Regions from separate parts of the Homo sapiens genome. Here regions 1, 2, 3 and 5 are each linked to region 4. A link is a contact called in ENCODE Hi-C or POLR2A ChIA-PET data. All regions are on one chromosome and are shown on one strand. The core of a region is the stretch at or near the end of the contact, and the rest is flanking DNA. Distances in the headings are between cores, read along the strand shown. Region 1 overlaps WNK2 (WNK lysine deficient protein kinase 2). Region 2 overlaps WNK2 (WNK lysine deficient protein kinase 2). Region 3 overlaps WNK2 (WNK lysine deficient protein kinase 2). Region 4 overlaps FAM120A (family with sequence similarity 120 member A). Region 5 overlaps WNK2 (WNK lysine deficient protein kinase 2).

Evidence for each region. A loop is a pair of places that touch in the nucleus more often than their neighbours do. ChIA-PET counts read pairs that join two places held with the same protein, here RNA polymerase II (POLR2A). Pooled maps may share reads with other maps.
Region 1: a map of OCI-LY7 shows a loop between it and region 4 (8-fold over the local background). The contact joins two enhancer-like sites. A Hi-C loop is called at or near these places in 2 of 168 maps with a recorded cell type or tissue (OCI-LY7 and naive thymus-derived CD4-positive, alpha-beta T cell) and 8 of 50 pooled maps. POLR2A ChIA-PET finds 5 or more read pairs at or near these places in 3 of 52 experiments (OCI-LY7, activated CD4-positive, alpha-beta T cell and naive thymus-derived CD8-positive, alpha-beta T cell).
Region 2: a loop to region 4 is called in a map of gastrocnemius medialis, with 4 times the contacts of the local background. The contact joins two enhancer-like sites. A Hi-C loop is called at or near these places in 1 of 168 maps with a recorded cell type or tissue (gastrocnemius medialis) and 4 of 50 pooled maps. POLR2A ChIA-PET finds 5 or more read pairs at or near these places in 1 of 52 experiments (CD8-positive, alpha-beta memory T cell).
Region 3: a loop to region 4 is called in a pooled map, with 4 times the contacts of the local background. The contact joins two enhancer-like sites. A Hi-C loop is called at or near these places in 2 of 50 pooled maps.
Region 5: a loop to region 4 is called in a pooled map, with 2.6 times the contacts of the local background. The contact joins two enhancer-like sites. A Hi-C loop is called at or near these places in 2 of 50 pooled maps.

The regions. Positions count from the first base shown.
Region 1 is chr9:93,260,115-93,265,367 of GRCh38, forward strand. It overlaps WNK2 (WNK lysine deficient protein kinase 2), which reads left to right. Exons shown (of 30, transcript NM_006648.4): 13 at 1,700-1,993; 14 at 2,556-2,605; 15 at 3,452-3,620; 16 at 3,803-3,919. LOC124902214 (a long non-coding RNA gene) reads right to left here. Exons shown (of 2, transcript XR_007061668.1): 2 at 5,034-5,253. Among named protein-coding and RNA genes, the nearest start is that of WNK2, 79 kb to the left of the region's middle. RefSeq lists an enhancer at 2,755-3,423. Within about 2 kb of position 2,462, at least 8 of the 41 ENCODE cell types and tissues checked have a DNase peak (open chromatin) inside an H3K27ac peak, as active enhancers do.
Region 2 is chr9:93,205,016-93,210,407 of GRCh38, forward strand. The region is part of intron 2 of WNK2 (WNK lysine deficient protein kinase 2); the gene reads left to right. Among named protein-coding and RNA genes, the nearest start is that of WNK2, 24 kb to the left of the region's middle. Within about 2 kb of position 2,721, at least 15 of the 41 ENCODE cell types and tissues checked have a DNase peak (open chromatin) inside an H3K27ac peak, as active enhancers do.
Region 3 is chr9:93,242,065-93,247,229 of GRCh38, forward strand. The region is part of intron 7 of WNK2 (WNK lysine deficient protein kinase 2); the gene reads left to right. Among named protein-coding and RNA genes, the nearest start is that of WNK2, 61 kb to the left of the region's middle. RefSeq lists an enhancer at 2,683-3,182. Within about 2 kb of position 3,652, at least 4 of the 41 ENCODE cell types and tissues checked have a DNase peak (open chromatin) inside an H3K27ac peak, as active enhancers do.
Region 4 is chr9:93,564,414-93,570,111 of GRCh38, forward strand. It overlaps FAM120A (family with sequence similarity 120 member A), which reads left to right. Exons shown (of 18, transcript NM_014612.5): 18 at 1-1,699. The coding sequence ends at 127. Among named protein-coding and RNA genes, the nearest start is that of PHF2, 9.3 kb to the right of the region's middle. RefSeq lists a silencer at 2,000-2,419. Within about 2 kb of position 2,643, at least 20 of the 41 ENCODE cell types and tissues checked have a DNase peak (open chromatin) inside an H3K27ac peak, as active enhancers do.
Region 5 is chr9:93,221,138-93,226,643 of GRCh38, forward strand. The region is part of intron 2 of WNK2 (WNK lysine deficient protein kinase 2); the gene reads left to right. Among named protein-coding and RNA genes, the nearest start is that of WNK2, 40 kb to the left of the region's middle. Within about 2 kb of position 3,525, at least 13 of the 41 ENCODE cell types and tissues checked have a DNase peak (open chromatin) inside an H3K27ac peak, as active enhancers do.

The sequences.
Region 1 (5,253 bases), core at 1,212-3,711, 300 kb before region 4:
CCCGGGGCCATGTCCTGATGTCAGGTCAGGCGGATACCTCGTGGCAGCATGCTGGCTGGCTGTGAAGGGGCGCTCTGGAACACATGATATGTGCCCTGCTGGTGGGAGGCCTTCCCACAGGGATCCACACCCCTACACAGTCCACTCATGTTTTGGGGCTTGCAGACTATTCTGTTCAAACTCGAGTGAGGTGAGAGGGGCTAGTATGGGAGCCTTCCCACCTGGGCACTCTCGCACTTGGGCCTCCTTATCTGGGTCCCATCCTTCCTGGCATTTTCCCACCTGGGCCTCCTTACCTGACCTCCTCCTACCTGGCCTTACCCCAGCTCTGAGCCCTGTCAGCCCTGTAACTGTGGCACAGCCCTGCCTTTTGAGCCTCAGCCTCCGCAGGAAAGCAGCTGGCATGGTCCTAATGTGAAGGGGCCTGGGGTGGAGCATCCCTGGTGCCAGGTGCCCCCCAGCTCCGTTAGTGCTGAATCCAGACTGGAGTAAGCTGCCCCACCGTGAGCCGTTCCTCCTGGCCATCACTTCTTGCTGTCTTATCTCCAGAGGGCTTTGTGCATAGAGAAGGAAGGGATGGTACATATTGGATAGCAGGGTGGTGTTTGATTAGACAGTGAGTGGGAAGAATCGCATCCGTCCTGTGGCCCACCCGAGTAAGTGCTGTTGGTCCCAGCAGGTTTCAGCGGCAGCTCAGAGCCCGCTGGTTTGCAGTCAGGTCTGTTTATCAGAAGGCCGAGGGCCACACCAGGGAGCAGGAGGGGGACCTTGCTGTCTGGGCTTTCCTACCTGAAGAGCCTTTCTGGGCACAGTTAGTGGCTACAGAGGGGTGCCTTGTGACATGTGAGGGTCACTGCCAGACTCAGTGGCTGTCCCTGCTGTTTGGCTGGGGAAGGGTCCAGAAGTCTGTTGATGAGCTGGGCTGGCCACCCCATGGGGTACCCTGAATGCAGCAGCTGGGGTGTCTTGTCTGTCCGGGAGGGAAGTGGTTACCTGCTAGGCTGGGGCTTGGTATTTCTGACCCTGCCACTGGCTGCCAACAGAGGGTCTCAGGGCCAGCAGGCCCAGTGAATGTGGCTGTTCCTTCCAGCCCTGAGAGGTGAGAAGTTTCTCTAAAATTTCAGCCTTCTCAACTCCAAAATGGGGGCAGAAGACAGAGGGTACTTGCACTTTCCAATCCATGGTTCCTCCTTCCCCACTTGTCTTACCTTTTACTGCCAAGGAGCTTTTAGAGAGAGACGAGAACAGTGAGAAAGCCAAGCCTAAGCCGCAGTCGCCCTCCAGGAGGCGGCAGGTGTCAGTGCGCGCTCTGAGGCCCTATGCACACTCTGACCGGGGGCCAGATGGGGCAGGCTGCCGCAGGCCCCAGTGGGTGGTGGGGGCCTGGCTTTGATGCTGTGTGTCCTGTTCTCTGACCCTTCAACCAAGCTTGGCAGGTTCATAGACGGAGCCCCGTTCCTGGCCTTTGCACACAAGTAGACTCTTCCACAGAAAGGGGTGTGAGAATGACCATTCCTGTTTGTTTCTGCTCACTCCATCTGCTAAATGTGCTCTGAGACAGGGACTCCCCTTGGGGAGGGTGTGGTCTGGAGAGGGGTGTTCCCATCTCGGCCTGGGTATTCCCAGACACACCTGGGCACGGCCCCCTCAGTGAAGGCAGCGCCGGCCCTGACTTGCACCTTGTCCCCTGTGCCCCCAGATTCTGCTTGGCCACCCAGCTCCCTATGCTGTGGACGTCGCCGCTCAGGTCCCCACCGTGCCTGTGCCACCGGCTGCGGTCCTCTCGCCGCCTCTGCCGGAAGTGCTGCTGCCTGCCGCCCCTGAGCTCCTGCCTCAGTTCCCCAGCTCCCTGGCCACGGTGTCTGCCTCTGTGCAGAGTGTGCCCACCCAGACTGCCACACTTCTGCCACCAGCAAACCCACCGCTGCCTGGCGGGCCCGGGATCGCCAGCCCTTGCCCAACTGTCCAGCTGACGGTGGAACCAGTCCAAGAGGTGTGTGCCCCTCCCCCCAGCCTGTCCCATGACTGGGCAGTTGCGGCCACCGGGGATCTGCATAGTGACCTGGGGTCTTAGTCCTAGAGGTCGGGGTTGCTTAGCTCTGGGACAGCCACCCAGGTTCTGTTCTCACCTCTCCCTAGATTTCACACTTTCTGTAAGCCACATCAAGACAGAGGGTGTGATTTTTATAGATACAGGTTTAGAGGATGCTTTCCCTGGGACAGGATGCAAGAGACTGTGAAAAGCTTTCATAGCACCAGTGTGTCCTCTTTGAGGGATGATCAAAGTGGGTTAACATTTTTGGAAAGGAAGTGGCTCCCAGCTTTTATGAATACACTCGGGTCCAAGCGTTTCAACAAGATAAAAACCTCTATGCCTGCTCCCATTGTGACGCCCCCTGGGTCGTACCCACCTGGCTGCAGAAGAGAGCAGGAGAACGCAGCGGGGCAGGCTGGGCTGAGGAAGTGGGGAGGGAGAGCTGACTATGCGTGGCTGTGCCCACAGGGAGGCGGGAGTCCGCATGACCTGTTCTCTTTTCTCCGGGTGTTTATTTCAGGAGCAGGCCTCACAGGACAAGCCGCCCGGCCTCCCGCAGAGCTGTGAGAGGTAGTGTGGCCCAGCCTCGACCTCGCAGGACGGGTGTAGGGGCGCAGGCCTGTACAGCCACTCAGCCTGGCTCCTGCTGCTGCTTCCCCTGGAACCCACTATAGTTTGCCCTGATGCCATTAGGGGTTTTTCAAACCTGACCTGGTGGAGCCTCAGGGCCCTCCTCTCTGGGTCTTGCCAGCTGTTGTTGGAGTTTGGTAGCCAGAGGCCCCTGGCTGGGCTCTGGGTCTCTGCTCTGGTTTGCAGTGCTGAGAATGTTCCAGAACGGAGAGGCTATGGGCGGAGTTGGCAGTGCCCAGAGACTAGGAGGGGGCTGGGAGGGTGGCCCCCTGTGTACAGGGCTGAATCCAGCCCCGATCCTGGGTTTCCTGGCCTCCTGGGCTGTGGACACAGGTGTTTCAGGAAATGAACCGTGTCCTTATTTGAACTGTGACCATTTGTTCCACCCTCCTGGGGTGCTGGGCACTGCCTGGGCTTGGCATTTTGCAAACTGCAAAACGGATTGGCCTCACAACAGTGGTGGGTGTGTTTCTGTTGCTGTAGCACAGATGGGGAAACTGAGGCACAGGGGCTGATTCGCAGGTCAGGAGACTGAGAGGATCAAGGTAACGCAGCTAGTAGCTAGGAAGCCTGTGCTTCCTTCTGCCCGTGCCACTTGGGTGCAGCAGGGAGCTGGGTGAGGGCCCAGAAGCAGGCTTGGGGTATTCGCACAGGACGGGCTGCCTCTGTAGGTCACAGATTTGGGCCCTGGAGACTCCAGACTGTTCCAGATAAGCTGACTTTCCCCGCCATTGCCGACGTGCTGGTTGTCCTTTGGTGCCATTAATGTTCTTGGGTTTTGCTCAGCTATGGAGGTTCTGATGTCACTTCTGGAAAAGAGCTGAGTGACAGCTGTGAAGGCGCCTTTGGAGGGGGCAGGCTGGAGGGCAGGGCAGCCCGAAAACACCACCGCAGGTCCACGCGTGCGCGCTCCCGGCAGGAGAGGGCCAGCCGGCCCCGGCTTACCATCTTGAACGTGAGTGGGCGGGGCGTGGCGGGGGTGTGGTGGGGGTGGGGGCATGGTGGGGGTGTGGTGGGGGTGGGGCCGTGGCGGGGGTGTGGTGGGGGTGGGGGGGAGGGGTACTTGGGGGTGTGTGGGGGTGTGGCGGGTGCACGTGTGGGTACGCCCGTGGTGGGTGCTGATGCTGCCCCTTCCAGGTGTGCAACACTGGGGACAAGATGGTGGAGTGCCAGCTGGAGACGCACAACCACAAGATGGTGACCTTCAAGTTCGACTTGGACGGGGACGCACCCGATGAAATTGCCACGTATATGGTGAGGCTGGGTCTGGGTGGCTTGGCTCCCGGTGTTTCTTGGACACGTGTGGGCCTGAGCAGAGCGCCACAGGTCACATGTCGAGCCTGGCCTTGTGTGGAGGTGTCGGTTGGCCCAGGGGCTTTTCGGGACAGTGCTGACCTTTTACGCCTCGGGCTCTTCCCCACACTGGGCGGAAACCCCTTGGGTTTGGAAGAACAGCTTGAAGGATGTTCTAACCATTCTAAGATGCTGCTCCCTGAGGGCTTCTGGAGCATCTGAGCCCTTCCTCCAAATAAAAGGAAGCCTTGTGGGTAGGTTCCTTGAGTGAGGCACGGGAGGGCATCCCGGAGTCTGATGTCCTGTGGTCCTTGCTTAGAGCTTCCTCCAGCCTCCCCAGCTGGAGTGCGGGCTCTGAGCCCTGACCCATGTCCCATGTGCCCACCCAGCTCTGCCTGCATCTCCCTCTGGAGCCACCCCTCCCTGCCTGTGCAGACCAACCTGAGTCCATGAGCACCTTGTAGGCCTTCACAGCCCCACACCTGTGGTCCCCAGCACCTGAGCCAGGCTAGGAGTGGGGATCGTTTTCGGGCCCTCAGAAACTCTCCAGCTGAAAGCACGCACGAAGAAACATGGAAAGGATGTACATGTGGTCCTCAAATTTCCTGGTGCATCCGTGACTGCCTCCCAGGAGAACATTCTCCCCAGACCATTATTCCTGCATCAGTGAGGTTTAGGGAGCCAGGTCCTAAAGGGGCCAGCAGCACACTGGACAGTGTTGTAGCGCTCACTCCAGATGGCCACCAAGTGCCTGGAGTAGGCCGGCATGAGTAGGGAATAGAATATACCACTCAAGTTAATATCATAGATTGCCCCACGTGCCTGCCTGCGGCTGCTGCATTGCACATCATCAGAAAGCTGCCCCCTTGGGCTGCATCCCCCTGGCCACCCCTGCCCTGGCTTCGTGAAAGCCTCATGTGGGCTTTGCAGGGGGAAGCCCCTGGCTTTCTGCTCCTAGGGAGCAAGTCCCTGCCTTAGTGTCTGCTTTGCAGAGACACCTTGGACAAAGCCCTCCCAGATCCCAGGTCCAGAGCATAATCCCCCGCAGCATTAGAGAAATTCTTCTGACGCTTGCTACAGTGGTCGGGAAGACTTTATTCAGGACTGTGGCAATAAGCGAGAGAGAATGAGTTTAACTCCAAATGCAGCAGAGACCACAGGGGATTGGTAGCAGAGGAGCAGTGTGGTGATGGGTGGCTGGAAAATAGCTAAGAGGAGACATCAAGGTCAGGGATTCTGGAGAAACCCTCGTAACAGGATCCTTGCTGGGGGTGGGTGAGAGGCTTTGTTCAACC
Region 2 (5,392 bases), core at 1,471-3,970, 360 kb before region 4:
CAGTGGATATTGGAGTTAGGCACTCTATAATATGTTGAACATATTGGGCTCAGATCAGAGCTGTGTTAACGTCTGTGGGAGGTCCTGCTTTCCTCCATCCATTCTGGTACAGATTTTCCAGTTGAGCATACTACCTCCTCCTCACCCCTTCATTTGTAGACCAATGTTACCGGTGACTGGGGAGGCTTGAGGAGCACTGGGCTGGGACTGTGCACTTTGGTAGCACCTTACCCACTTCCTGAGTTCAGGGCATCTGTCAGCACAGATGTGTCAGTGAGCAGACGGCCACTGTGTGGGAAGGCCAGCACCAGCCTTCATGGGGAGTGGGCAGCCTATGTGCAGGTGGGAGCCCCTGGACCCCCCAGGTCTGGAGAGGCCATTGGCCCCAGTGGGTGGAGGCTGGCACTCAGGCTTAGCCCTATCCTGGGCCCCCTTGTTCCTGGGGGCCCACCCTGCTGGCCAGCCTCTGTCATCTCCCCCATCCTGCTGGTCAGCCCCTGTCCGTCCCTGCACCCTGTGCCTGGCCCCCACTCTGTCCTTCGGCCCGCCCCGCGGCCGGCTGTCTGGAGCCTGGTCTCCATAGCAACAGTTGCTGCTGTGGAAGCTGGCGCCCGCTCAGCCTCATCCCGTGGGGAGGTATTTTTGGCACTGCTGAGGGATTTTATTTTATCTTTGGTGTTGACTTTTACTCTTTGAGTGACACAGACGAAGCTGGGGGCAGCCTTTGAGAAGCTTCTCTCTGGGGGACGTGGTGTTAAAGGCCTTTCTTCGTGGCCCCTTGAGTGCAGGGTCCTCCGAATGTCTTGCTGCTGGGGACACTGGCTCTGTGTGACGCCAGTGCCTTCTGGCAGCCTCTGGGCCAGTGGGTCTCAGGCTCCAGACGTACTGGGGGCTTTGGATGGCAAGAGGAAAATCAGGGGTGGGTTTGAGCCTCAGGTAAAGCCACCAGTTTGGTGGGGACACCCCTGGAGGCAATTGTTGTTGAGTGCTGGCTGTAGCCTAGACCCCGTGCGGAGCCTCGGGGCACAATTTTATGGGATCCTCCTGCCCACGGCCCATTTTATAGATGAGGAAACTGATGCTGCAGAGGGTGGTGCCTGAGGGGCATGCGGGGTACAGGGCATCACTGATGTCTCCTGTCCTCCCTGCCAAGGCCCATGTGGACAGTGTGATCTGTCTGGAGTGCGTGTCTTTTTCCTAACATGTAGGGCCCCATTTCTTTGGGGCTTGGGGCTGCCCCTTTTGAGCCCTCTGGTGCTGGTGGACAGGCTGAGGTGGGTACAGGGAGTTGCCAAGGGTCGCCTGCAGTGACCTGGGCACGTGGACCTAGGGTGCTGGGGGAAACCCCCACCCCTTCACCGCCCTGGCCTTGGTGGCTGAGGGCACAGCATTTGGCATGCACTTGCCCTGGCTCCAGTCCCTGCCTGGGGACCCAGGAGACCCTGAGAAGCACGTGGCTTGCCCCACCTTAGCCCTGGATGCACCGGGGAGTTCTGACTGGGGGTGGGGGTGGATTTCTAGGCAGCCATATTTAGTGTCCTTGGATGGGACAACACCATGGAGGGTGGTGGCTGCGTGACTGGGGGAGGTGGGAGGGCCTGTCCCAGGAGCCAGCACCGGGCAGACGTGTGCTTGGCCCTCCCTTGCAGAATGAGTGTTGACCATGGGCCCCAATGCTTCTGCTGCCATCAGGGCCCCGAGTTTGGGGGATGGACAGGAGGAGGCTGTGCCCTCTTGGGGAGGGCAGCCAGAATCCAGGCCTAGAGTGACACCTGCTTCCCCGAGGCAGCTCTTGCCTCGTGTTTGTAGGTTTTTCTGGGGATACACTGTGGCAGCGGCTGGATGTGCAGCAGCTGGGGTTACTGAGGGCTGGACATGGAGAGGGGAGGCAGTGTGTTTTGTTCTGGCTCTGCCACCCCCTGGGAATGTAGAGGACTCCCTGGCCCTGTCTCTTTATCTGCTGAGTGAGGAGGACAGCTCCCAGCTTGGAGGGGTGCCTTGGGGCTGTTTGTGATGCCCACTCCTGCCAGGCTTCCTTGGAGAGCAGAGAGGCTGCCCCCAGAGGGTAATATCCTGGGGCATCCAGATGAGAGGCCAGGCCAGCTGTGCAGGAGGCTGAGGCCAGAACCCTCAGGCATTATTGTTAACCCGTTATCATGGGAACTTGCAAGCAGACCAGAAAGTAGAGGATGCCTGACAAACCTTAAGTCCCAACCCCAGTTAGTTATCAGGATCTCCCATATATCCTTTACCTTGTTCTAAAATACTCAGGCTCGGATAGCACTCCTAAGTTGCAGAGCCGTGGGTTTGACCTGCCCCAGATCTCTGGTGGGGGGGCCTTGTCCACCATTCCCCTACAGGCAGCAGACCTTCAGCTCCCCACCAGCTCCTGAGGAGGGTGAGCATCTGTCATTCATGATCTCCCGGTCAGCATGCAGTAGGTGTCCAGTGCACGCCCAGGGTGATCAGGCCAGCCCCTCCTTTTTTGGACCCTTCAGGAGGAGCCCAACAGGCTGGTTGGTTTGCGAGCTTTACAGAATTGGTAATTCTGTCTCCAGTGAGTGTATTTGGTGCAAACCCCAGAGCCATTTATAGAACAGATGCCAGAGGGAGCACTTGAGGAAATTAAACTCCATGGTAACCTCACTGTGGAAATGAAAATAGCCTCACTGTCAGTGCTCTGCTGCTGGCCTAAGTCACGGGCCAGGATTGCAGTGCCTGCAACAGGGAGGCTCGCTTGCTGCCGGCACCCACGCCCTCTCCAGGCGCTGTTTTTAGTTTTGCGAAGTTCAGTAGATTGCAAAGAATTTGGGAAATACAGGAAAGGAAAAAAAAGAATTCCTGTGGGTTCGGAGAGAACACAGCCACCGTTCTCGTTCACAGTTCCGTTCTCGTGCCTGTGGACTTTAGGGGGACAGCTTCGTGTCCCACCCCTTCCACGTGGCACCTTGATGCCTGCTCCCTTCCTCCTTGTCCAGGGGCTTTGTGACTGCCCTGAGGACCTTCATCTCCTCCCCAGGCCCTGCCTCCGGTGCCTGGCTTTTCTTGCTATTATAAATAATGCTGCAGTGACGATTCCCAGACAGAACACACAAACATCTCAGTTTTGGTTGGTTTCACTGTGGCGGAGCCTGGAGCAGGGGACGTCCCCAGGTCCAAATTACTGGCTTTGGAGATGGGTGTCCCTTGTTACACCACCGTGCTGGAACTGGACGTTTCCACTGAAAGTGGAGTTTTTGTGTTCATGTTATCTGCCGCCCTCTCACTTTATATTCTTCTGAGAAATATTTTGAAAACAATAGAGGTAACACGTTTTTGTAGAGAAAGGAGAACCACCCACACCCTTGTCGCCAAGGCTGAAAGGGAGGCCTCATTTTTGTGTGTCCTGCCATTTGGCTGGTTTCTCTGTGTGCACGTTTTCTGTGTGCATGTGTCACCATGTTTGCATGTTCTCCATGTGCATGTGTTCTCTGTGTGCATGTGTGTTCTCCACGTGTACATGTTATGTGTATTCTGTGTGTGTGCATGTGCTGTGTGCACGTGTTTTGCACACGTGTGTATTTGGTGTGTTCTTCATGTATTCGTGTCCTGTGTGTTCTGCACATGTACGTGTTCTCCATGTGCACATGTTCTGTGTGTGCATGTATTCTGTGTGTTCTTCATGTGTGCATGTGTTCTGTGTGTCTGCGTGTTCTGTGTATGCTCTTCGTGCGTGTTCTGTGTGTGTTCATGTGTGTGCGCATGTCCTCCGTGTGTGTGTTCTGCGGCTGTGTGTGCTCTGCATGTGTGTTCTGTGTATGTGCATGTTCTTCGTGTGTGTTCTGTGAATGCATGTGTCTTCCGTGTGTACAGGTTCTGTGAGTATGCATGTTCTACAAGTTGTGTGTGTTCTTTGTGCATTCACATTCGTGCAGCAGAGCCCCTCCCTCTGATGGTGCCTTGGTGACCACAGCTCCGGGGGTGCTTGGTGCCCTGGCAGAGCAGCCTCATTGTTGAGATTTTCCTTTATGATCGGACCAAGAGGTTGCAGCTCTCCTATGAAACTGTGGCCTTGAAGACCCTTGGGAATAGCTTTTTTTCTTCCAAATGATTTCCTGGAAAAAAAACAGTTGAGCAGAAGGACATAGACCTTTGAGCAGGGGAATGTGGTGGTGGGGCCAGCTCCACCCCAGGTAGGTGCGAGCACCTGGCGGCCTCCCTAGGGTACAGAGTCCATGGCGATCTCCTGGGGCTGTACGCCACAGGACAGGCCTGTGGCACCTCAAGGCACACTGGCGCAAGGCCGGGACATTCTGGTCTCTGTGCCTGCTCCCCATCTCCACCCACCACGTGTGTGGCAGGACAGCTGTGGGCTGGGGCTGCTTGCTCTCCATTGGGGTGACACATGGAACACCTCAGCCCTTGTGTGCCTTTGAGACGGGACAGGTCTTGCAGCCTGAGGTGGACCTCAGTCCCCTCTCCCTCACGTCCAAGACCCTGGCTGAGGCCTCAGGAACCTTAATTTGGAACATCTGGGATTCTTCTGGTCTTGGTTTGTTCTTACCACTTCAGAGGGGGTTCTGTAGGGTTTTGGGGTGCGGTTGAGGAGAAACAGCTTAAAGTAGAAGGGGCAGCTCCCAGGGCTGTGCTTGGGTGGAAGGAACAAGGCTGCAATGTGGTGGAAGGGGACTAGGACCTCTGAGCCAGGCCTGCTGGTGGCACTGGCTGTGTGGCCTCTCTGGGTGCCTCAAGGCAGGGTGGAGTGCGTGCTGAAAGTCACCATTGCTGATGGTCGAAGCCCGCCCTTCCCCCAGGATCCCAGGGGAGATTCTCCATGTCATCCTCCAGGAAGCGAGTGGGGCTGGTCTATCATGGTGCCTGTGCCCCCACTCTGACTGGGGGATTGGTGGGACACCCCCAGAGCATGGCCAGGGAGGAGCCCCACGCCTGTGGGCACCAAGATCATGACCTCTCTGTGGCCTGGGAGAGATGGAAGATGCATTTCCATGCTGTGGTGGGGAGTTGGGGGTTCCCCTCTTTGGGGCCCCACTGTGAGGATGGTGGGGTTGGGCAGCAGTCCCACAGCCTGACCCTGCCCACTTGGGTGAGCAGGGCCCATGGCTGGTGTGGCTGATCTGCCGACGGCCTCATGCACTGTCCCCACGTGAGTGACTTCCCTGCCTCTCTGCAGTAAGCGTTCCCACCCCAGGGATGTGGGCTGTGGTGCTCCTGAGATTTGGGGAGGACAGTGGGGTGTCGAGGGAGGTGGGGCTATTCGTGCTGATGGAGGGGTGAGGGATGGGCAGGGTGGGCAGGGATGGGGGACTGGGGCGTTGCTCACTGTTGGGCCCTTGCTGGATGACTAGGAGCGCTGGCCACAGTGTGAGCCTGGGGCAGACCACTGGCTGCCAGG
Region 3 (5,165 bases), core at 2,402-4,901, 320 kb before region 4:
GGACTGGAGGAGACACCTCCTCAGGCTGCCAGTGCCTTGGGCCAGGGCTCTGCCTTCCCCTGCACAGTGGCCCATGTCCTGGGCTGTGATAGCACAGTGAGGATGGCTACAGCTCCCACTGTGGGGTGGCGCCCAGGCTGGCTTCTCTGTGGGGCTCCTGCAAGCTGGCTGCACTATCACCGCAGATGCTGCAAAGTGGCCACCTGTGTCCCCACCTGGCCCATTCTCATCTGGCTTGTCTCTGCTCACATCCCTGACCCAGACACAGAAGCCTCTGCTATGAGCAGATCTAATGGGGTTGATGAGCTCTGTGCTTCCTGGAGGATCTTTCCTTGCTCTCCATGACCATGTGGTGCACAGAGGTACATTTTTTCAAATTGAATTGCTACAAGTTTGCTGTGAATTACATTCAGATAATTACCAGCACATCTGTCCTGTGACTTCAGGTGCACCATTTCTCTGCCGATGTAATACAGCTGTCCGTTCACACATTCATTGCAAATAGCAAGTGCCGAGTGAGATGCTGCATAGGCTATGTACAGCGTGTAAGCTGAGGATTGGGATGGTGGCTGCAGGCCAAGAACATCTCTCTGGAGGCACCTGGCTGGCCGCTCAGTGGGATGGCTGAGGTTTTGAGAGGACAGAAGATGGCCTCGAGGGAGGATGAGGATGACCTGTGGGAGTCTCACGCACAAATGAGGATGAGGAAGGTCCTGGGGCAGCTGTGCTGGCTCTGACCTTGCAGGGAGTTACCTCTATCCTGGTGCTGAGGTCTGGGCCAAGGGCAAGGATAGGAGGACATTTGGATGACCTGGTTTTGATGTGGTGACAGCCTCAGGAAGGGCAGGAGAATGAGGCGCTCTTGTTCCTTCCATGAATGTGGTTATGCTTGGTCAGTGCTGGGGGGACAGGGTACGAGGGACCAGGGAGCTGTGTCAGGAGGCCAAGTGCTACAGCGACGGCTGAGCGGCAGAGGGGACATCAGAGCCCTCTCAGCACTGATTCCAACATGGGTGGTGCAGCCTGGGGAGGGCCCCAGGATTCTACAAGAGCAGTGTTGCTGCCTCCACCAGACCTCGTGGGCTCCTTGCCTGTCTTGGGTTCTGTCCTAAGGTGGCAAAGCCCAGAACCTGCCCTGGGCCTTTCTAGCTGCTCCGAAGACAGGCAAGTTGGAGGAGCCTCCCAAGACTGCGACTCCTCCCTGCTTTTCATCCACACGGAGACTTGGCCTCCCTGCCCCCGCCCTCCTGCAGGGTCATTGTGGATGCAGCTGTCCCTTCAACCTACAGCCTCCTGTGCCCATCACCACACAAGTCCCCGTCCCTGGCAGTTGGCTGAACTCTGCGGCTGTGTTCCTGCATCAGTTCACAGCAGAGGCCCCTTGGCCCGAGCACCTTCACCCCCGCTTCTGCATCTTTTGCATTTTTTTCATTGTGAGACACATCACCCGTGAAATAGAGCATCCAAGAAGAAGGGACATGACCTGTGCTCAGCTAAAGCACAACAATAAACAGCACCCGCCCCACTCTGCTAAGAACAGGGAAGGCAGGACCTCAAGAGCCGCCTGGCAGCAGCTGGAAGCAACATACTCCTACCTTGGGGCTCACTCCCCGGGAACAGCTTGTGTGCCCCGGCAGGTTGACGCTGGGTCCCTATGGGGCCTTTCCAGGTTCTAACCTCACACTCCTCCTTCCCACCCGCTTCAGACACCAGAGTCCGTCACTGGCCTCCCTGGGGTCCTGACAACAGCCCTGCCATGGACCCTAGACTGGAGGGGCTTCGCCGTGATGCAATGAAAACAGCTTGATGTTGGTGCATCTGCTGAGGCTAGAGAGACACTAGCACCTGGCTCTGAGGCTGCTCTTCTTCCTAAAATCTGAGATTAGGCCGGGTGCAGTCACTCATGCCTGTCATCCCAGCACTTTGGGAGGCCAAGGCAGGAGGATTGCTTGAGCTTAGGAGGCCTTTGCTGTGAGCTGTATCCTGCTGCATGATTTCCAGCCTGGGTGGCAGAGCGAGACCCTGTCTCAAACAAACAAAAGTCCCTGAGATTAGCAGATGTTAGGTCTTAGAGGTGTTCTGGAATCCAGATGAGACCTCTTTCTGGAAGGACCCCGAGGGTGGGAGAGAATGCAGATGTGGCAGAGCTCTCCTTCCCCTGAAGTCACCTCTCAGCAAGTTCCACTCGGCAGATGGAAGAGGCCAGATGGAGCTCCCCAGAGAGAGACAGAGATGAAATAGCGGGCTCTGTGGGGCCTGGGCCAGCTTCAATCTGGAAGGGACTCTGGGAGTCGACCCCCAAGGGGATTCCCAGCCAGCCCTCCCCTCCACCTTCATACTCTCCTGATAATGCAATGCGCCTGTGTGGCACTCACCATGGCTAAATGTTTTCCTGTTTGGGAAAAAAAATAGAAGAAACACTTTAGAGAGGAAGGCTGGGGGTGATGATGAAGACAGTCTCAAGGGAAAATGGGCTGCGGGCTGTGGCGCCAGCAGCAAATAGTAATGGCAGCAGGAGGACGTGGCCTTGGCAGCCTCTGGTCACGTATCTGGGCCGAGGTGGGCAAGGGTGGGGCCACGCCCTGGATATGACCCCGAGGCCACGTGGAGCCTTAGGAATGGCCTCACCCACATGCTCACTAGGAGCAGAGGCCCGGGCCAAGCAGGTCTGGCTGGCTGTGCATACCTGCGCCCAGGTGCCAGTGACAGGGACACCTGCCTCGGCCTCCCTGTGAGACCCCCTAGGGTTGGAGCCCGTTCTCTGAGGCTCCCTAGAAAAAAGTCTGCTCTGGACTCTGAGCCAGAAGGGAACCTGGTGCCTGGTTTCTCCTCCTTCCCAGCTGGGCTGCCCTGCTGCTGAGTGGCCTTGGGGCTGGTTTGGGGCCAGCGGCAACCCTGAGTGTAGACGGGTCCCACTGACTGAGCCGTAAGCTTCTGTCCCACCTCACTGGTCCCCCCTCCCCCGCCCCACTTATGTCTCTTCTGAATCAGGGGAGACTGACCAGGGCTGTTTCTGTTAGGGAACATCATTCTGTGGAAAAAAATTGTCTTTTGAAACAAAGACTTTTGAATAATCACAAACTTACTGAAAAATTGCAAGGACACTACAAAGAACCATTTATTTTCCACGAACCATTTGAGACTAAGTGGCTGACCTGATTCCCCTGAAGCCCTGAATACTTTCGTGTCTGCTTCCTGAAACTAGGGCACTTTCTTGCATCCGGAAATACCGTCAATCCTCAGGCCCATCCTCCTATCCTCGGGCCACTCAGGTCCCCAGTTGTCCCAGTGACACCATCACAAGTCCTCTGGGCCCCTTTCCTCGCCTGACTTCCATGTCCTGTCCCTCGGGACGGGCTCAGGTGGCCCTCTGTGGGTGGGTCACAGTCAGGTCTTGCATCTCCACAGGAATCTCATGGAAGGGGCTGAGTTTGCATGTGTTTCCCCGGGGTGCACAGCTTCACCCGCCAGTTAGGCAGATGCTGGCTCTGAGCTTGGTGCACGGCGCCTGTGGCTTCTCTAAGTTGAGCTCCTCTCACCTTTTGCAACTGTACGTGTCTCATGGAGAATGTTTGGACACTGTAAATATCTTGTTTGTCACCAATCTTCTCACTTATTTCTTTATCTCTCTGTGGCCTCATGGTTTTCTGTTTTACTCAATGGGTCCTGCTCCACAGATGAACTGTCCCATTGCTGCCTAGTGAGTCACTTGAAATGCCCTGGCTCCAGCCTTAGAGGTCAGGGATCAGGTGCCTTGGCTCAGGGCCCTAGTGAGATGGGATCAGGTGTTGGCCTGGGCTGCAGTCTCAGACCCTGCCTCAGAACTCAGTTCCCTGCCAGGAGGGCCTCTGCATAGGGTCATTTGTGACATGGCTTCCCCTAGAGCAGATGATCCACAGGAAAGGGAGGCAAAGAGACTGGGTGAGGGAGCCACAGAGGAGAAACGGAGGGAGAGATGGGGATAGAGAGGCCACACCTACCTGCCGCCCCCCACCTGATACCAGCAGTGACACTTCACCCCTCCTGCCACCCCCATATGCAAAATGCATGTCAGAGTCTGTGGACATGTCCTTCAAACCATCATTGTGTTACTGTTCATTTTGATGCTCAAAATGCCCCAGATTTGCCAGCGGGAGGCCCTCAGCACTGGCTCCCGTGCCGTTTTGCACGTCCCTGTCACTCTGAGCACGTCCTCACTGTCAAGCTCATCCTGTCCTTCTCCTGCCCAGCCTTGAGCTGCCGCCTCTTAGAGCCGCGCTGCATTCCTGTCCTGGCCGAGCTCTGCATGCTCCTTGCTGTGGGTGTTGTTGCTCCCAGGCCCTCCTGGTGAACTCAGTTCACAAGTACGCATGTGTCTGTGCATTTACACCGCGAAGGTGTCGGGAGCCTGCCTGTGCAGTCTGTCTGTGTTTATTCACTTCTGTTGTGCGCTTCACACCAACAGCTCCAATTCCCACCCAGCAAAAAGGTTCCTGTTGAAAATTTCTGCCTCTCCACACCTGAGGAGCCTGGCGTCCACTATCCCTAATATATTTTCTTGTTTGGTCACTTTTGTGGGGTCGCCAGCCTCCATTGGTGCTGTCACCACCTCCCCTCCCCGATAGCTATGACTCCCTCTGTGCCTGGCACTGCCCCGAAGCCAGGATGCCCTCTTGCACGGGCACCTCCGCCCTACTGCAGAGGCCTGGCTGGTCCAGCCTGACCTAGAGCCTTTAGGACTGAGGTGCTCAGGAAGGGAGGGGAAGTGCGGGTGGATCTGGAATCTTTGTTCTCCCATGTTTTCATGTGTTTGTGGTCACTACAACTGCAGCCTAGCAAGAGCAGCCCCTTCAAAAGGGATCTCTTTTATCAGAAGAAAGAAGGTAGTTATTCCGTGAATATTCTTGGCGAGCTCATGATGTTTCCTGGAGACCTTCGGGCTCTCTTACAAATGCTCTCAAGGCTGTGCTTGGTAAATCAGTTTTAAAATTTGCCAGGCATCAGTGCATACCTTACTGGTCCCTAATTACAAAACGCATGTCCTTCCTCCATCTGCAACTCGGGTGTGGCCCCGTTCCCCATCTTTGGGCAGCCCCAGACTCAGAGACGTTTCAGGAAAATGCTAGCTCCAAAGCTCCTTGTCACCACTTCTGAGTATGGAGACAATCAGGAGCCCCTTCCCGTCT
Region 4 (5,698 bases), core at 1,393-3,892:
TGAAAGTGCCTTGAATAATGACTCTAAAACGTGCAATACAAATCCTCATTTAAATGCACTAAGTACAGACAGCGCTTGCCGCAGAGAAGCTGCTCTGGAGGCAGCTGTCTTAAATAAAGAAGAGTAAACTTATTTTTTATAGAGGGTGAAGGATGCTGGAAGGGTAAGGATTTAGGAATATCTGGAGAGAAAGAGAGCCTGCAGTTATGTACATTTTGTCCTTTCCGTAAGAGAAAAATGAGGACTTTGGAAATTCAGATCCCTCTTTGATATCAGAGATTTAAACAACACATTTTTAGTTTTAACCAGTTGTAGTCAAAATGCTACAATAAAACAAAAAAGAGAAAGAAAATGAAGAGCATTTGACTCCCGCACTTAAAATGAAGTACACATAAAGTTTAAACTGGTTATGACAAAAGCCTTTAGTTGTGTTTCTTGAACTATAAAGAAAACAAATTTTGGCAGTCTTTAAGTATATATAGCTTAAAATATAATTTTTAGCATTTGGCACCATATGTATGCCATTATATTTGATTTTGCATTACTGTTTCACAATGAAGCTTTCTTTAAGGCTTTGATTTTTATGATTATGAAAGAAATAAGGCACAACCACAGTTTTTCTTTCTTAAATTTCATCACTGTTGATGTGGTTCTTTTGTGTTAAAAAAAAAAAGTGCAACTATCAAAACTAAAAAATTATAGAGTAATATTGCCGTTCTGCTGATTTTAAATATACAATACATCATACATACTTTACAAGCAAGTTAAATGGAGATAAAGTTGAAATCATAGAAGATGCAAATGACCTTTCAAAATCAACACAATGTGTTCTGAAACTTTCGTGACTAATACCATGCATCTGTGATCAATGAACTATGTGGTTTTGAATCGGATGTAGACCATTAGTACTACTACTTGAGCTAAACTTCTGCATGGTTCATAATTTTTAAAGTGTGTAGTTAATATGCATGTTATCGTCCTTTCTTCCATTCTTAACAGTATGTGCCCATTTGCAAAACAAAAATGCTAATAATCAGTAATAGTCCTATAAAAGATGTTAACTCTGTTTAGTCATTGACTGATCTTGCTCTAACCTTAAAATTTTGTGATTATTGACCTCTGTTGCATTTATTCTAAAGCCCCCCAAAAATTATCTAGCCGTTTCGAATATCAACATTACCCTGGTGTATTCACTGCTGTATGCATTATTGTTCTTTGTTGCTGTTTTATGCCTTCATATTAGCAAATATGAAATTCTGTGAAAAAAAACCCTTTGATCTTAAAAAAAAAAAAACCACCCCCCCCTTCTGTAGCAGGAAACAAATTGCTTGTTCTTGAGAACTTTCCCATCAAGAATTTAGTAGAAGCAGGTATACTTCTATCATTTTGATGTTTTTGTTAATGTTTCCAAACAATGTACTTTGAAATCAGAATCACTTCTTATCGTTTTCATATACTTCTGATGCTCTTCATCACATTAGTGATCAGAAATGAGGTGTAATTCCCCAACCCCTGCCCGCAAGAGCTAAGTAGGATCTTACTGTAAGTTGAAGGGAGTTTTGCCCTAACTCATGGATTGTGCAAGAATGAACTGCTGTTGGGTTTGATTGACTGTCGATGGATTGTGGTGTGGTGTATCTGAAGGCTATTGAATGCAACTTACAATGCTTAATAAAAATCTTTATTCTTTTAGTATAAAGTATGGCGTGGCTTTTAAATTCACTTGTAAAAGCTAATTTTATAGAGGTTTAATTCAAATCGAAACAACTACTGAAAAGATCAGAAAACCAAAGTTGAAAAATATTTTACCTTTTCAAAGTAATTCCAGGTTTCCGGCTTAGAGGGACATTAATATATGATTAATTTGTTTGATAGCTCAGTTTCAAGCAACCAAGGGGATAAAAAAATTCTGTTTGATAAAGCAGACTTACAGAAGAGGTTTTTTTAAGCCCTGAGGAAGCAATAAATTTGACTCCACCACGTTTTAAAAGCTGGATGTTACAAGTATAGTCCGTTTTTCATGCCATCCTTTTGACTGAAGGCTCTTCTCTGCAGCCTGATATGAGGTCCCCGTACCCAGGTCCGCCGAGCGCCTGGAGAAAGCGCCCCGTGCTGCCCTCTAGCGGGGGATGGTGGGCTAACGGCGCCGGAGGCGGCCAGGAGAGCTGCGGCGATCCCGCTCCAGGGAGGGGCTGGCGCTCGCCCGGGGGCGCGTTTCCTTCCTGTGGAAGGGCGGGGCGGGGCCTTGCGTGGCGCTTCCCCGTCCGCCACCGCGCAGGTCCCGGTGCGCGCGCAGCCCGCGAGGCGGGGCCGTGTCAGTGAGGCCTACTCCCAGCTTTTTCCTCCCGGAGGCTGAGACTGCGCCGTTGAAGCCGGTTCTCTGTGCGGGGCCGGCGCCGGGCCCAGCAAAGACCCGAGTGCCCCGAGAGAGACCGAGCAGACCCTGGGAGCCCGAGTCCCAGCAAGGCCCGAGCCGAGCCAGTTTCTCCAACTAGCAGCCTGAGAGCGCTCTTGGTCCTGGCTGTTCAGACCCCAGACGAATTTACCCCTTCTTTTTATGGGGTGGGCCTTCAGAGTTTGAAGGAAGTGAAGCTAGCCTCGCTCACTCCAGGGCCTCTTCCCACCCTGACTCGCCGGTTCCTGACGGTGGCCCGCTGTTCCGGGGCCACGGCTGAGTCCCTCTGCGCCAGCCTCCCGGTGGCGGGCCAGCCAGCCCCTTCTCTGTGCTGTGAGAAGATGGGGGCGCCCGGACGCTCCATCTTTCAAAAACACCATTCCACTGAGGACCCTGCCTGTGACGGGAACCAGTCTAACCCACTCTGGATCGCACGTGCCTGGCAGAGGGACAGCGTTGTGGAGGAACACTTTCCAGGCCCACCAGCTTCCACCATCCATTGCTAGGCAGTACCTCTCCCACCGTGACAACCACGCGCTTTTCTTCCCTCTCTCAAGGGGCAGGCCCACGCCACTTGAGAATAGCAAACTGACAGGGAGAGCCCTCTGGCTTTAAGAGGGGAGAGGGACAGGTTTCTGAACAGTACAGTCTCAGCAGCAGGAGCGCGCGCATGTCAAGGGTCCCTCTCTGCTCCCTGACAAGCAGGTGCTCCTTCTTTCCGGTGGTTCTCATCTCTTAGTTGCAATTGCTGTAGGTGAGAGAGCAGCACAGCTTGCTTTAGGTCACTCTCAGCAGGGACTGGGCTGGAACCCAACCCTTAGCTCCAAGTTGGGTCTGTCCACCCGCTCCTGAAGCTCCAGTAGGTGCAGGCGTGGGCATTAAGGAGAGAGGAAGGGAGAGGGTGCTGGGGCTCCGGCGACCCTGTGGCTGGAACAAGGAGGCCAAGGACATCCCTCCTTGCTGGAGCCATGCTGGCCACTCCTTCCACACCACCAGAATTGCAGAGGAAGGCCCAAGGGCGATGCTGTCATGGGCCCAGGGGTCAGTGGCTGTGGGTGGCACTGGTGCGGGCTGGACTGAATGGTGATGCTGGTGTTTCTCCTTCCTGGCAGCATGATATCCTGGGGCAAGTCGTATGTTCTGCTGCCTGGCCATTTATCCTCTTCCTTTTCAAAAAAATAGGTTTTACTGATTTTTTTTTCTTGTTTCAAAAGCAATATGTGTTTATTGTGGTAAGTTTAAGAAATACTGGCTAGATACACAAAAAGGAAAAGAAGTCCTCGGTAATTCCCCCATCCTGAGACACCTGTTTTTAACATTTGGTCTCTCTCCTTCTATACAATATATAGATTTTTTTCTTATACAAAAAAAATCATGTTAATATTTTGTAACATTTTCCCAACTTAGCATCATTTGATGATTGCCTTTCCCTACCATTCCATATTCTGCCATAGTTCCACAGACTCCACGGTGGGGCTGCATCGTAACGTATTCAGTCTTTCCCCACCAGCATGGTTGGACATTACCTTGTTCTGCAAGCACTTGCGGAGAGTCCGTGTCAGGCCCAGCCCTAGGCCCCATGGGACAGAAGATGTCAAGGCCCCTGCCTTTCTGGCATTTACATTTGAGTAGGGGGACAACATACATGTGTACAAATAAGAATATTTCAAGCAAGAAAATGAGAAAAGATGGGGAGATGGGTGGCATGGGCAAGTGATGCAGCCATGAGTGGAGGCTATCTGGGAATACAGGTCTGGGCCAGGAGCAGCGGATGGAGCACCCAGCCAAGGGGAATCCATGGAGAGCGGAGAAGCCCATGGCCACCCCGAGGACAGGGCTTGCTGTATCCTCCAGTGCTGTGGTCTGTTGAAGGCTTTGAGGCAGGACGGGTTGTGCTTGGATGCCCAGTGGGCTCCAGGTATCCATGCTACCCTGTAGGTGAGTCTTGTGAGGACCAGTGTCATTATTCCTGGTTAGCATTTCATCAGAAGAATCTCCCAGTGGGGAAGGGTGGGGGAAGGGTGGGGGAAGGGTGAGGGAAGGGAGTCTTTTGGTGCTCCTGCTGATTTAGCTCCGGAACGCTGCTTGGTATCCAGGGTCCAGGAGCTCTTTGTCTGTACTAGCCTGGCTGCTGGGCACAGTCAAGGCACTGGTGTTTGCCAATTTGACAGGTTAAAAAATGGGTTTTTATTTGCATGACTTTGATTTCTAGTGAGGGTGAACATTTCCCCTCTTACATTTAATTTGCCCATAATTTCTTCATTTTTCAATTGACAGGGAACTTCTAATGTCTCTCCTGGCTGTTTTATGATCTCCCAAACAATCAGGTAAGAATTTTAAGAAATAATTCACTGTCTATACCTTTCTCTATACCATCAACAACAAGGACCAAGGTAGTGTTAGGCTGCTCTGCTTTCCAGGACACCCCTCCTTGCCCTGCATTCCTTCTCCCTGCTCAGAGGGAGCCTACCTCTGCACTGCATGGGGCAGACAGCAGAATACAGGTGTTTTATGATGGACAGTAACCTTAGGGGTGACTCTCATCCCTCCCTCAGTTTTATTCTACTTTCAGTTCTTCTGAGAATGCAATACTTTCTTGTTAGCCTCAACTCCCTACCCTTACTCACTATATCTTGGACAAAAGTCCTATGCTACTTGGCTCCCCACGTTGTGGAGTAGATGGTGCAGAGGCCTTTTTGCCAGGAGCCTGCTGCTGGCCAGCCTGGCAGCCCTGCCCTCATCCACCCCACCTTTGTCCCCAAGCTGTCTGGTTACTCCTCCCTGTACCCCAGGGAAGCTTCCAGTCTTGGCTGTAACACAGCCCAGGCTAAGTTGACCAAAGACCTGCACATGGGACAAAATAAGCTTTTCATTAATGTGCTTTGCCCTGTGCTGAACTGGCTGTGGGACTTCACCAGAGTTTGTAAAGGACAGCCATGTGAAAACGCACTCAAGAAAAAAAAAATGCAACAGCAGTGGTAATAAGTTCTATGAAGGACAAATGCAGAGGAAATGAGGAACTTACATGGGTGGGGGTAGGAGGAAGGTGTCAGGGAAGCCTCTCTGAAGAATGACCTAGAGGGCAGGTGGGAGCTACCCAAGCAGATTCCAGGCACCTTGGGTGGACCAGGATGGCCACCCAGGATGGCCTTTTCCCAGGCTGTGCCCAGCAAGTTCCATCAGTTCAGGAAGCAAACAGCTGGAGGCACCTGTGCAGACCCATCCTGACCTCATGAAACCATGCCTACTCCTGGCATTTGTGAATGTCCATCTCTACAAACTCAACTGATGCCAGTATGGGCT
Region 5 (5,506 bases), core at 2,275-4,774, 340 kb before region 4:
CAAAACTGACCTGCCGTGCTCATGCTGGGCATGGGGGCTTCCTAACAGGCAGGTGGGTGGGGACCCCCGACCTTCCCTGGACCTCCCCTTGCTGCTGGCTCTTATGCTGGGTGCTGGCATGGGAAGCCAGTATGGACCGGGCACCACCCCCATTGCATGTGTTCAGTAGAACCTAGAGGAGTCCCTGGCATGGCTGCCAGCTTGTCCCGGGGAAGGACAGCTGAAGTTTTGTACGTGCTCAAGGGAGCATGGAGAGTTTGTGACAAGGCCATGACAGACTCTCTCCACCCGTCTACTGGCTGACAGGATCAGGCTTTCTCAAAGTTCAACATCCGCACACCAGAAGGTGGACAGAACGATGCTGGGCCTGCCTCCTTCTACATATGATTTACAGTCACCCATGGACACCCCAAGTAATTGGCACAAGAGCTCCATCTGGCTCAGTAACGGAGGCACTTTCAACAAAATTAGTTATCCCTTTGCTTTGGTCAACTATGCACTGCTAATTTATGATAGTGATTCAGTTCTGAAGAAAATCCTTTGGTCCTTAGAGTCTTACGTTCGCAGGAAACTAAGGAAAGCTAGATTCCGATAGGAATGATGTGATGGCAGGGAAGTGTGGCAGGGCAGTCAGTGAGAGGCTTTCGGGAAGAGCCGCGTCGTGTCCATCACCTCCGTGGGAATGGAGGTTGCGTCCTGGTTGGAGCTGGAGACGTGTTTATTCCCGTGTTTAGAAACAGCTGGTGGAGGGCATCAGATTGCCGACATTTGGGTTCCACGGGAAACATTTCAAAGAACATTTTTAAAAAGTCAGTATTTATAAAATGCTGGAAATGGCATCTTTTACAACTGTTTGACCCTATGATGACACATTTTACATCCCAACTTACCCCTGGGGCAGGCAGGCACCTACTTCCTTCTGTGTGTGGGTGACAGGGTGAGTACCGGTGTGTATGTGCGGGCGGCAGGGTCCCAGGTGGCCTTTAAGAGAGTAAAGCTCACTTGGCACCTTCCCCTGCTCCCTCTGCCCCTTCCCACCCCCTTTTTTTGAGGCAGGGTCTTGCTCTGTGGCCCAGGCTGGAGTGCAGTGGCAGGATCTTGGCTCAGCTGCAACCTCTGCTTCCAGGCTCAGGTGATTCTCCCATCTCAGCCTCCCAAGTAACTGAGACACCAGGCGTGTGCCACCACACCCAGCTAATAATTCCTCCCTCCCTTTTTAAATAAAATAGTATGATTTACAAAAGCAACCAGGGGCCAGATATTCAAGTTCAGGTTTTTGCCTCAGAGAATTGTAAACTTCTTGGAGCCCTTGACAAAGAAGACTGAATGTGGGAAGAGTCCAGTGCCGCCGACTCACCCCCAACTGAGCACCTCCTTCCCTGGCTGCACTCATCCAGATGGAGGGCAGCATCTGGGACAGGTCACCGGCGTCAGGGTCCCTTTTCTGCAAAGAAGTCTAGGGGCACATCAGCCTCCGTCTGTGACTCCTCACACTCCTTGGCCACTTTTATTTGGTGGTGTCGGGAAAAATGTTCATCTTTATAATGATGTCCTTTTTTTTTGAGACAGAGTTTCAGTCTTGTTGCCTAGGCTGGAGTGCAATGGTGTGATCTCGGCTCACTACAACCTCCACCTCCCGGGTTCAAGCGATTCTCCTGCCTCAGCCTCCCGAGTAGCTGGGATTACAGGCGCCTGCCACCACACCTGGCTAATTTTGTATTTTTAATAGAGATGAGGTTTCACCACATTGGCCAGGCTGGTCTCAAACTCCTGACCTCAGGTGATCTGCCCGCGTCGGCCTTCCAAAGTGCTGGGATTACCGGTGTGAGCCACCGTGCCCAGCCGTGATGTTCTTTTTAAAATCATGAATTAGAAAAAACACACACTGGCTCACCTGTCAATGCGGTTGTGTATTTTGTTGCTCAAGATGAGGTTAAAGAGGGAACTTGGATTTAAAGGAAGTGAGTTTGTTTTAAGACCAGCAGAGAATGTTGGAGGCAGCAGGTGGAAGAGCTCTGTCAGGCCTCCCCTTTGCTGGTCAGTGGCAGATGCCTGGTGTGGACATCAAAATGGCTCCACTGAGCCCACTGACCACTCACTGCAGAGCAGGCCCAGTGCCTGCCTCTTGTCCAAGTGGCGCCCCGTTGCCTGGCCCTGTAGTGACATAAACCACCCACTGCTCAAACATCATGCCTGCACAGAGGCCACTTCCTCCAGGGACCTCAGACCTGCCCGTGCCTTAGGTGGGGTGGGGAATGCCTTCTTCCCCAGGCTGCCTGAAACTGGAGCTTTTCTTCGGGGGCAGGGGTGCCCTGACTGGTAATTTTTGGCACAGTGTGTAGTTGCATATTTATTGGTTTTCTCATCTGTTGGCTGCGTTCCCATGGGGTTGTGAACAGCCCTTTCCGCACACCCAGAGCCTCCGTGACTGAGCGACTCCAGACAGAGCATGGGGGATGGTGTGGCTTGCTCTGCACCAGCCATTCCTGTGCACTTGCCAAACCCTGTCCTCCTGGAACCAGACCCAGACCCTCTCTCCACTTTGTGGTGAAAGGGCAGGCAGGAGCCTGCTGGCCCCCAGCTTGGGTCGACTGGTTCAAATCTTCCAGACCTGGGAGTAGCAGGGAGGCTCTTCCCACCAGGAGGGCGTGGAGTGTGTGGGGATGCCAAGCCTCCTAGAGCAGTGGGGACACCCTCCCGGGGGTGGAGGGAACAGAAGGGGACACATATATGGTGGAAGTCTCATGCTGTCTTCCCAGTGTGTCCCTGTGGATATCATGGCTTTTGGGTGTGAGCACTTAAGTGACAGGGAGATAAGTCCTTGGTTAGGCCTGAGCTCTACCAGAGACCTGATGCCCTCCCATCCTGCACCTGGGGCCTCTGTCCTGGGCCAGTTCTCTGTGCATGGGACTATTGTGGACAGAGAAGCTCCAGGCTTCCTTTGGTTTTGATTTACGGCCCCACGGAACTGGAGCGAGGCCCTGCAGCAGGCTTATCTCTCGGGGCTCAGCCTCACTGGTTCTGGGCACTCTCCTCTGCCCGAGTGTGCGTGGGGCTCACCTCCTGGTGGGACCCAGTTCTGCCCCTTCAAGGGGTTGGATTTTGGGGTCCTGCCTAGCTGAAAGGAAGATGCCACGGAATCCCAAGTGTGCCCCTAGTAGGTCTGACATCTCCAACCGTTGCCCACTGGGGACTGTTCTGGCAGAGCAGGTGGCCCTGAAGTGTCATAGGAGGGGGCTGCCTGCAGACACCCTGCCATGTTCAGGGCAGGAACCTCTGATGCTCTCAGTCAACATCGAAGGCAACCCCTGATGTGTTTCCCAGGTGTCCTGGGGGTGCTGGGAAGGGCCGTTGGGACCAAGAATCTTCTGACCACCCTGGCTGTGTGACTCGTGCAGCCCTTGAGGGGCTTTGCTGCCCGGCTTGGAGGGTGCTGTCCTGCCTTGCCTGTGTGTGACCCACAGGACCTTTTTCCTAGAGCAAATAAGAGCTGGCATTGTCCCAGAATGCCTTAAGTCTTTTGTCATCTGATTGACTTTCACCACTATGAGGGAACAAGAGCCATGAATTTGCATAGCACTGGGGACTTGGTAGGAGGAAGATTGGTGCTGATTGACCTTACCCTCCAGTGTCTGGGAGGGAGGGGCATCACATTGAGTGAGCAGCCAGGAGGCCCCCGCCTCTGACTCAACACCAAACCTTTAAGCACCGTGTGAGTCTGGCAGGATTTGGAAATCACTTAGGGATCAGGTGCATTCTTCCTGCCCTGGCTTGTTGACTGTGAGCCTTCCTAATAGGTTAATGAATGAATTCAGTCCACAGGTGTTCATGGAGTTGCTCCTGTAATGCAGGCCAACCCGATGTCAGCAAACAGGTGATGAGGATGTGGACAGGCTCTGTGGGGGCAGCATACCCTGTAGGTGGGCTCTGGGCAGGGCTCAGAGGGGGACACACTAACCGACTGTTAAAGTACCAAGCAGGCTGGGCATGGTGGCTCACACCTGTAATGCCAGCACTTTTGGGAGGCCAAGGCAGGAGGATCTGTTGAGCCCAGGAGTTCAAGATCAGCCTGGGCAACATGGTGAGACTACCATCTCTAAAAAAATAAAATTAGCCAGCGTGGTAGCATGTGCCTGTAGTCCCTGCTACTCAAGAGGCTGAGGTGGGAGGGTCACCTGAGCCCAGGAAATTGAGGCTGCAGTGAGCTATGATCACACCACGGCACTCCAGCCTGGGTGACAGAGTGAGACCCTGTCTCCCCTACTGTAAAAATTACCAAGCAATGTGTTACATTGATTAAAATAGTCGTGTGGTGTAGAATATAAAATGAGATCCTCTTCCCTTCCAAGCCCACCTCTAAGAGGCACCATTGTTAACCATTTCTGACTTTCGTGTCTTACATGTATCAACTTCAGTAGGTAACTGCTGTTAAAAATGAAGACTGTAGTGCATGCAGGGTACGCCCCCCTACTTCCCGTTTTTTCTTAGTCATTTAGAACGTGAACATTTTGCTCTGAAACTACAATGAAATCTTTTACACGTTACTGTTGGTGCTAAAATACTGGCAAAAATAACTTGTGCTATAAATGATCCTGTGAGTTTCCTCTAGAATTAAGGACTAGGCGCACAGAAAGGGAATTGTAAACTGACATGCTGTTTCCCAGAGAAGGCTTCCTGGGCGAACTGGCCTAGCTGAGCACTGCCATCTCCTCTCCAGCTTCCTTCACCCCCAGGGACCTCGAGGGTCACCCTGGGTGCATGTCTTTCTGTTGTGTTATGTTGTGTTGTGTTGTGTTGTGTTGTGTTGTGTTGTATTGTGTGTTGTGGAAACATTTCTTCCAGTAACTTGTTCCACCTAGACTGCATGGGAAGTTAACTTTCAGCTCCTGCATGTCTGAAAACGAGTCTGGACCGCCTGGCTTGGTGTCCGTTTGACAGCGTGTAGAATTCTGAGTTAGCACTTTGAGGACACTGTCCCTGCCACCTGCGCCCAGTGTCTCTGGTGAGACTCACCGCCCACCTGGGCCGTTCCTTTGCAGATAAGACTTGCTCGGGGTTCTGACATTACACTAGAACAGCCCTGGAGGTGGGGTGTTCATTTACTCTGACCTGGCCTTGGTGGGCCATTTTCTTCTAAATCGTTCTCCTTCCAGCTCAGGGAAATGCTATTCTACTATTTGTTTATACTTCATGGTGTCTGTTCTTAGAACCCTTTTGACATAGTTTGACTTCCAGGCAGTTCTTCCATGTCTCTTAATGTTTCTCTTCTATTTTCTTTCTTCTACTTCTCTCATTTGGTCTTTGGATTTTTTTCCTTTTTTTTTGTTTTTACATATGAAAAATTGAAGGGTGATTTACATATAATGAAACACACAACTTAAGTGTGCAAGTTGAGCTCTGACAAATGCACATAGAGGTGGAGCCCACGTGCTCTGTTATGATGTGGAACATTTCTCCATCACCCTCCACCCCAAGATCTCTTGGCTCCCACTTCTACCCACCCCAG